Linked DNA regions of Homo sapiens: region 2 is linked to region 1. A link is a contact called in ENCODE Hi-C data. All regions are on one chromosome and are shown on one strand. Each heading gives the region's core, a stretch centred on a gene start or an enhancer-like site at or near the end of the contact. The rest is flanking DNA. Distances are from core to core; before and after follow the strand shown.

The links. Hi-C counts contacts between places; a loop is a spot of excess contacts on that map. Pooled maps may share reads with other maps.
Region 2: a map of CD4-positive, alpha-beta T cell shows a loop between it and region 1 (7-fold over the local background). The contact joins the promoter of PCNT here to the promoter of POFUT2 in region 1. A Hi-C loop is called at or near these places in 1 of 168 maps with a recorded cell type or tissue (CD4-positive, alpha-beta T cell), 1 of 37 single-sample maps with no recorded cell type and 12 of 50 pooled maps.

What each region holds. Positions count from the first base shown.
Region 1 is chr21:45,286,261-45,290,080 of GRCh38, reverse strand. It overlaps POFUT2 (protein O-fucosyltransferase 2), which reads left to right and starts at 2,186. Exons shown (of 9, transcript NM_133635.6): 1 at 2,186-2,340. The coding sequence starts at 2,210. LINC00205 (long intergenic non-protein coding RNA 205) reads right to left here and starts at 2,029. Exons shown (of 3, transcript NR_026943.1): 1 at 1,837-2,029; 2 at 643-730. RefSeq lists an enhancer at 845-1,575 and a silencer at 1,730-2,259.
Region 2 is chr21:46,321,936-46,325,755 of GRCh38, reverse strand. PCNT (pericentrin) reads right to left here and starts at 1,600. Exons shown (of 47, transcript NM_006031.6): 1 at 1,474-1,600. The coding sequence starts at 1,527. C21orf58 (chromosome 21 open reading frame 58) reads left to right here and starts at 1,886. Exons shown (of 8, transcript NM_058180.5): 1 at 1,886-3,117. The coding sequence starts at 3,018. RefSeq lists silencers at 808-1,267, 1,538-1,867 and an enhancer at 2,218-2,357.

The DNA of each region.
Region 1 (3,820 bases), core at 937-3,436:
TTACAGTATTTTAATTTCTGCTTCACATAGTGTAAATCAAAAATAAAACTCTAAGCTTCCCCAACCCACTGAATGGATCCCTCATCTCCACCAGGGGGATTCTGAAGAACCTGAAAAATGAGCTCAGGCCAGGAAGGGACGGGGATTGGACATGGCTCATTATACCCACCTCCCTTTGGAGTTCAGGTGCAGCTGACCAGACTGACAGCAGACTCCATAGCAGCAAGACACCAAGTTCCAATCTGACGCTGGTATAGCATCACGTGACAACAGGCCCTCAAAGTATCAATGTATTTTACCCCAAAATATATCTCTTTGACAAATTTTGAAATGGCCCCGCAAAGCGGTGTCTTGTGGGGAAATTCATATTCTGTAGACTCCCCTTCCCTTTCCAGCTCTTTTTCTGATCCTGAGGAGACTGGCTGAGAGTCTAGTGCCTTTTGAAGGTCTGAATAGGAAACATTTGCCATGTATTGCCTCTGAGGGCGGACACCTATGAGATTTCATCCACATAATAAGGACCTCGGTCTCCACAGCCCCTTCTCTTAACCCAGACACTCCTTTCTATTGATTCCAAGCCTTCAGATAGTAACTTCTTTCAACCAACTGCCAATCAGAAACATCTTTGAATCCACCTATTACCTGGAGGCCTTTCCACTTGGAGTCGTCCTGACTTTCTGGATCAATCCAATGCACACCTCACATGTACTGACTGATGTCTTATGTCTCCCTGAAATGAATAAAACCAAGCAGTAAAACAACCGCCTTGGGCCAAGTTCTCAGGACGTCCTGAGGCTGTGTCATGGGTCATATTTGGCTCAGAATAAATCTCTTCAAGTATTTTACAAAGTTTGGCTTTTTTTGTAAACAATAGGCAGATATAAATTCCATTTGCTAATTTTTTTAAATGCTGTGTCTTGGTTCATGAAAGACATTGGTCTGTGGTTCTACTGTCTGGTGATGTCTGACTTTGCTATCAAGGCAATGCTGGCCCATACATCGAGCAGGGAAGTGCCCCTCCTCGTCCATCGTCTGAGTGGCTGGATTCCTATTATTTCTTCTCTAAGTAGGATTCACCAGCTTGGCCCTCTGGGCCTGGAATTTTCTGTGTGAGAAAATTTGATAACAAATTGATCTCAAATTTAACAGATAATAAGCATTAGTATTTTCTTTTTTGGTAACTGGCATCCTTCAAGAAATTCGTCCAATTATACCGTTTTGGGGGCTGCCTGCACTAGAGTCAGCGTGGCGTCCCCTCAGAAGGCCGGGTTTGCCAGCGCCGCGCCCCAAGCCAGGTCGGTCGGCCAGTGCTGGTGCCCTCGGGGAACAGCGGGAGCTGCCTGGAGGCTGCGGGGAGCGGCGGCGGCGGGCACGCACCTGGCTCCCGAAACCAGACCTTTAATAACGCCTCGCAGAAGGGGCGGGGTGGGAGGTTGGCAGCGCAGGGGCGGCAGCCCCGGATCCCCCCAGGTCTCCAGATCACCCCATCGAGCCCCGCGCCCTAGCAGCACAGTCCCTCCAGGGCTCCTTGGAGGGCCAGGCCTCAGCCCGGGTGCCCCCTCGCCGGGGCTCCAGGGTTGGGGGCACCCAGGAGGCCGCAGGTGTGGAGCTCGACGGCGCCCCCCGACTAGAAACCCAGGCTCTCATGCGCGGCTCCCGCCCCGACCCCAGCTCCAGAGGGGCGAGAGCACCCGGCGCCGACCCCGTCTACGGACCCCCTCCTCCGCCCCGCCCCCGCCGTCCAGCCCTCCCGCCCCTACCAGCCCCGGGCCTCCTCCCCACGGACCCGCCCCGCGCCACCAGCCGTCAGCCCTCCCGGCCCCCAGTCTCGCGTACCCTCCCCACTGGCCTGCAGGGTCCACCGACTTCCCGACCCCGGGACCTCCCGACCCCCGGACCTCCCGGCCTCGCGGACCCTCAGGAGCCCCTGCGTGGGCTGCGCCAGGGCGCCCGCGACAGCACCGCCGCGAACCACAGCCACGGCCTCCGGGTCTGCAATGGAACCTCTAGCCGCTGCGGTCAGGAGGGCGGAGACTCTGCGCACGCGCAGTTCCCCCTCCCGCCCCTGCTTGCCGGTGATGGCGCATAACGCATGCGCGGGGAGGGCGGAGCTGGGCGTTGCCGTGGCTACTGGGAACGCATTTCACGGGGGCGGGGCGTGGTTCCGGGGCGGGGCGCGGCCGCCGGAAGTGCGTGGCCGCCCGGGGCCATGGCGACACTCAGCTTCGTCTTCCTGCTGCTGGGGGCAGTGTCCTGGCCTCCGGCTTCTGCCTCCGGCCAGGAGTTCTGGCCCGGACAATCGGCGGCCGATATTCTGTCGGGGGCGGCTTCCCGCAGACGGTAAACGCGCGTCCACGGTGCCAACGCTGGGGTTCCAGGACCGGGCAGGGTCAGAGGATGGGATGGGGGCGGGGCGGGGTCAGGGGCCAGGGAGATGGGATGGGGTCAGGGGCAGGCCCACGGGATGGAGGGTGGTCCGGGGCCAGGGAGATGGAATGGAGCGGAGTTATGGGGCAGGGGCCAGGGGGATGGGATGGAGCGGGGTCAGGGGGCAGGGGTCAGGGGAATGGGATGGGGTCAGGGTTCTGGGGCAAGGAATGTGGCGGAGTAAGGGGCCAGGGTGATGGTATAGGGGCAGGGGGCAGGGGCCAGGAGGGATGGGATGGGGGCGGGGCAGGGATCAGGGCGATGGGATGGGATGGGGGCGGGGCAGGGGCCAGGGTGATGGGATGGGATGGGGGCGGGGCAGGGGCTAGGGCCAGGAGGGGTGGGATGGGATGGGGGCAGGAACGGGGGCCCGAGGGATGGGATGGGGGCGGGGCGGGAGCCGGGGCCAAGAAGGATGGGACGGGGACGGGACAGGGGCAGGGGCAGGGGCAGGGGCCGGGGCCGGGCTGGAGTCTGGGGGATGGGATGGGGCGGGGGCTGGGGGCAGGGTCGGGCCAGCGGGTTGGCTGTAGTCGAGGCTGCGTCACTGCGGCCCGGGTCTGCAGGCGGGGTCGTCTGCGAGGCCCGGGGCGCAGCCTCGGGAGCCCAGGAAGGGGGCCGGGTTGCTCAGGCTGAGCGTGGGCTGGCTCCGGAGGCCCCTGCAAGTGACACGGGTCCAGGCCTGGGTGTGCGGAGCCGGGAGTCAGTGCCGGGCGGGCGCTCCGCAGTGAATTCTCAGGGCCAAGACGAGCTTCGCGGCCGCCCTGTGGCTGTGGGATCTCCAAGCGGACCCCGGGAGGGGCCTGGACGCAGAGGTGTGCACGGCCCCTCGTGGCGTTCGCAGGCCTGGGCGCTGCACGCAGCTTCACTCGCGACGATGGGAGTATGGAAAACCAGCGCAGAGCAGGGAAAGGAGAGCGCCAGGGACAGGGTTTCTGTAGCCCTTGGGGACTTGTCTGTGCCTTGGGGACTTGTCTGTGCCTTGGGGCGCTTTGTGTCCTTCCTCTAGGGCAGTGATCTTAAAGTGTGTCCTGGATCTCTGAGCTTTTGTAGCCGTTTTAATAGTAGTACCAGAGTATTATACGCCTTTTTCACTTCTCATGAATGCACTGTGGAGTTTTCCTAGAAACCACTTGATCTGTGATGTCACAACAGATTGAATGCAGAAACGGGTATGGGAATCCAGCTGTCACCAAACCCAAAAGAGATTTGCAAAAATTAAGAACATCATCACAGTTCTTCTAATTCATTTTTTAAAATACACTTATTTTTTATTTAAATATGTGGTTTTTGTTAACATGTAATGGCTTCTTATTTTTAGCTGAATTAAATACTTGTAGCTTTAACGTCTAACATAGGACGTATCAATAGACATAGTGCACATAACCAGCCG
Region 2 (3,820 bases), core at 351-2,850, 1.0 Mb before region 1:
CTATGTGCGAGCCTCATCTCCCGCTAACGTCTTACTCAAGAGGTATGCGATCGATCCCACATCAGCCTTTCACGGGGAGACATCTGTTCCCTCAAAAGACAACTGTGGCCACAAAAACAAACGCATGGAACACACATTTGTGTAAATGATAACACAAGTACACAAGCTCATGGACCCAGAAAAATTACACAAGGCCATTTACACAAGAAAATGGTCTCTCAAGGAAATATTTCCTTCAAAGTCAACCTCATGTCGTTTATTTTCATGTCCTCCTCCACCACACCTATCCATGTCGGGATATAGCACAGACCTGGTCTGCGGCCTGCGTCGCCCTACAGGCGGCGTCTTGTCCCTCCCTCCCCCCTCCACCCTCCTGGGAGCTCTGCTCCTGTTCGCAGCTCCCTGCAGGCTCCGGGCTCCCCTTCCCCTCCTGCCCGCCTCAGCCCTTCCCCGGCCTAGCCCCGCGTCCCCTGTCCGCCGTGCCCGGGAGCCCCGCTCTTCCCCAGCACCCCAGCCAGAACATCCTGGGGGGGAGCGGCGCGCACCTCGCAGAGGCCGGCCTGCTCCCGCGGTTCCGCCTCGCGCTTTCGGGACTCCCTTTCTCCTGCCCCCGAGTCATGGGCTCTGCGCGCTTTATTCCCACGAAACCTAGGACAGTGGCCATCAAACCGAGCGCTTTTTCACGGAGAAACCCGGGGCGGGAGAAAGACGGGAGCGCGTCCCTTGAAGGCGCCCGGCGCCAGCGCCGCGTGGGTTCCCGGCAGCGTACGCCAGGCCCGGACGGGCAGGACGCGAGCCCAAGGGCGCGGGAAGAAGACGGCGGCCGGGAGCGCCGCGGGGGCCTTTCACACAGTAAGGACTGCAACGCCGCGAGAAACGCGCGGGGAAAGCATCTCCGACGGACGAGGCGAAGGCGCACCCTGGGGAGGCGCTGCAGGCCACCCGCGCCACGCCCCCGGCCCCGGCCGCGCAGGAAACTGGCCCTAGACCAAGCAGCCACCCGAATACCGGCCGCCCGCCCCAGGCCACCCGGTCCCGGAGGACGCGGGAGCCACTGGAAGATCCAGCCTGGGGTCCAGCGCCTGCCGCGCCCCACCCCCTCCGTGCAGCCACGCCACGCCCCTGTAGCCCCGCCCTGCAGCCACACCCCGCCCCGGCGTGCACCGCGCCCAGCCCGCGCCCCACCCCCCCCGACGCAGGCGCAGCCCCGCCCCGGCCCGCCCGAGAGGCGCCGCGCGTCCCGGCCGCTGATTGGCTGTGGCCGCGGCGGGGGCGGGACCTGGCGGAGAGCGGCGGATTCAAGATGGCGGCGGCCAGGAGGCGGCTTCCAGCGGAGCCGGCGGGAAAAAGCGAGACCTCCGCGGCGGCTTCCGCCGGACCGCGTCCTCTCCTGGCAGGGGGCGGTGGCGGGCACCGGAGCCGCCCTTAGGACTTCACGCCAGAGCAGCTAGAGAAGAAGCCCCTAATGTTTACCTTCGTCCTCCCGGCCTCCACCTTTCTGCGCCGCTGCTCTTGCTCAACTTCCATCTCCCTCAGACTCCGCGCGGGCCGCCCGGCGGTGACGGGGCTGACACAGAGCAGCCTTCGCTCTATTTACACTCCCTCCCCCGCGCTTGGGCTCGCCCTCCCCCCGCGACAACTGTCACGCAGCCGCGGCCCCGCCCCCGACACGCGCCGCCAATCAGGGGGCTGCGTTTCCGGTCTCGCGCACGCGCGCTCTGGGCGGTGCAGCCTGGGCGGAGCCCCGCCCTTTACGCTCGCCGGCCACAGATTGGTGCGCTCACGTACCCGCCTCCTACGGCAGGACCAGTAAGCGGAAAGCGGAGGCCTGGCGCCCGCTGTGATTGGCCGATTTTAAAATCCCCTGCCAGGCTGGCCGAGCGGCAAAAAGTTCGCGCTGCTGGTCCCGCGCGGGCGGCCCCTGGGCTTTGTGTCCACCAGGACAGCGGGCCGGGCTCCCTGCAGGCGCGGGCGGCGCCGAACGGTGCTCAGCAACCACCCGGACAGGGCCAGGCCGTTTTCTCCCGCTCAGGCATTAGTCGTTGGCTGTGGGCCGCCGCGGGAAGTTGAGGCCTACCACGGAGGAGGCTGCTGAGGTGGATCTCAGGGGATCCGCAAGGGCTCCCTCACCCTTGCCGGGACCCTGGGAACCCGAAACAAAATCCTACGCCACCAGCCCGCCGAATGCGCCCCCTCGGCCGGGGGTCCTGGGTCTTCAGAGAAGAACTCGGCCGAATGCGGTCAGAAAGCCCGCGAACCGCCTGGACCTGCAGGCCCCGCCGCTTGGAGCTCCCGCCTTTCCCGACCGAGCCCGTGTCTGCTCGTGTGTCTCACTGATGTCTTAGGTCTCAAAAAAAAAAGAAAAGAAAAGGTTTTTAGTAGACAGAAGAGAAATGGGGCCGTGGGTTCGTGGTCCCAGGGGGAAACTGACGTCGCATGAGGTCGTCGTCCCTCAGCTTGAGCTCAGCGGAACATAAGCTTGCAGAGGTGGAAACCACGGAAGGTTTGGGTGTCTTGGAGCTCTCTGGACACCGAAGCCCGGACACAGTCCCGGGGTCCGCACCGCCTGTGACCTGTGGCGGGACCGCCGGGGTGGGCGTTTTCTCAGCTGGCGCGCGCGTAGGTGGAACTTGGGAAACTAACTGGAGCGAAGTGGCAAAAAACCAAGACAGGGCCGGTGACCTCGCGCAGGCCGTCCTTAACTGTGGAGTATTCCTTCAGCTAACCCCTTTATTTCATGTGTCCAAGTCTGGTTTCTGGGTTTCTTTGTAGTCCTCCGGGCCTGTTCGTGCGCCTTCACTTGCAAAAGGTTCGTCGTGGAGGGCCGTGTGCTTGTTTGCAGCAGTAACGATGCCCTTCCCGAGCGTGCTGGAGTGGCTCCTCGCTGACGCAAGCTCACCTTGCAGCCTCCTCAGCAACTGCAACTTAAACGCGCCCTCAGGAAGCCCTGGAATCTCGCTCAGAATTTTTTTTCTTTTTTTGAGACAGTCTCGCTGCGACGCCCAGGCTATAGCGCAATGGCGCGATCTCGGCTCCCTGCAACCTCCCTCAGGAAGCCGTGGAAGCTCGACCGCCAGAAACTTCCTTCTCCTGACTCAGGCCACAGTCTTCTGTGTGGTGAGCGGGGTGTCCAGCGGTCTCCTGGTTCCCAGACTCGGAATTGGGTGGTTTGAGCAAACTCTGGGCAGTGGGCTCATTAGAGCAGGGGCCAGGCAGGCAACACAGCCAAGCGAGCAGGGGCTGCACCCACAGGATCACACTTTCCAGGAACAGAGACCCAGACCGCGCCTGAATCTCACAACTGTTACGTGTTACAATACATTTACAACTGTGGGACTGAGGGGATGTGCCCAGGTTTGCCTAGACTGTGTTCCTCAGAACCCCAGAGTCGTTTCTGTGGACATCCTAGAGAGGTTCTGCTAATGTTGGACTTGGGTCTTATTTCAGTTCTTTTTTCTTTTCTTTTTTATAGGCAGGGTCTCAGTCTGTCACACAGGCTAGAGTGCAGTGGTGAGACCACCGCTCATTGCAGCCTCAACTTCCCCGGGCTCAGGTGATTCTCCATGTCAGCCTCCTGAGCAGCTGGAATTACAGGCACACCACCATGCCCAGCTAATTTTTGTATTTTTAGTAGACACAGGGTCTCACTGTGTTGCCCAGGCTGGTCTTGAACTCCTGGGCTCAAGTGATCCACCTGCCTTGGCCTCTCAAAGTGCTGGAGTTACAGGCATGAGCAACCTCGCCCAGCCTCAATTCATTTTAAACTATTAAAAAGCTGTCAAGGCCAGGCAACCACTGCACTCCAACCTGGGTGACAGAC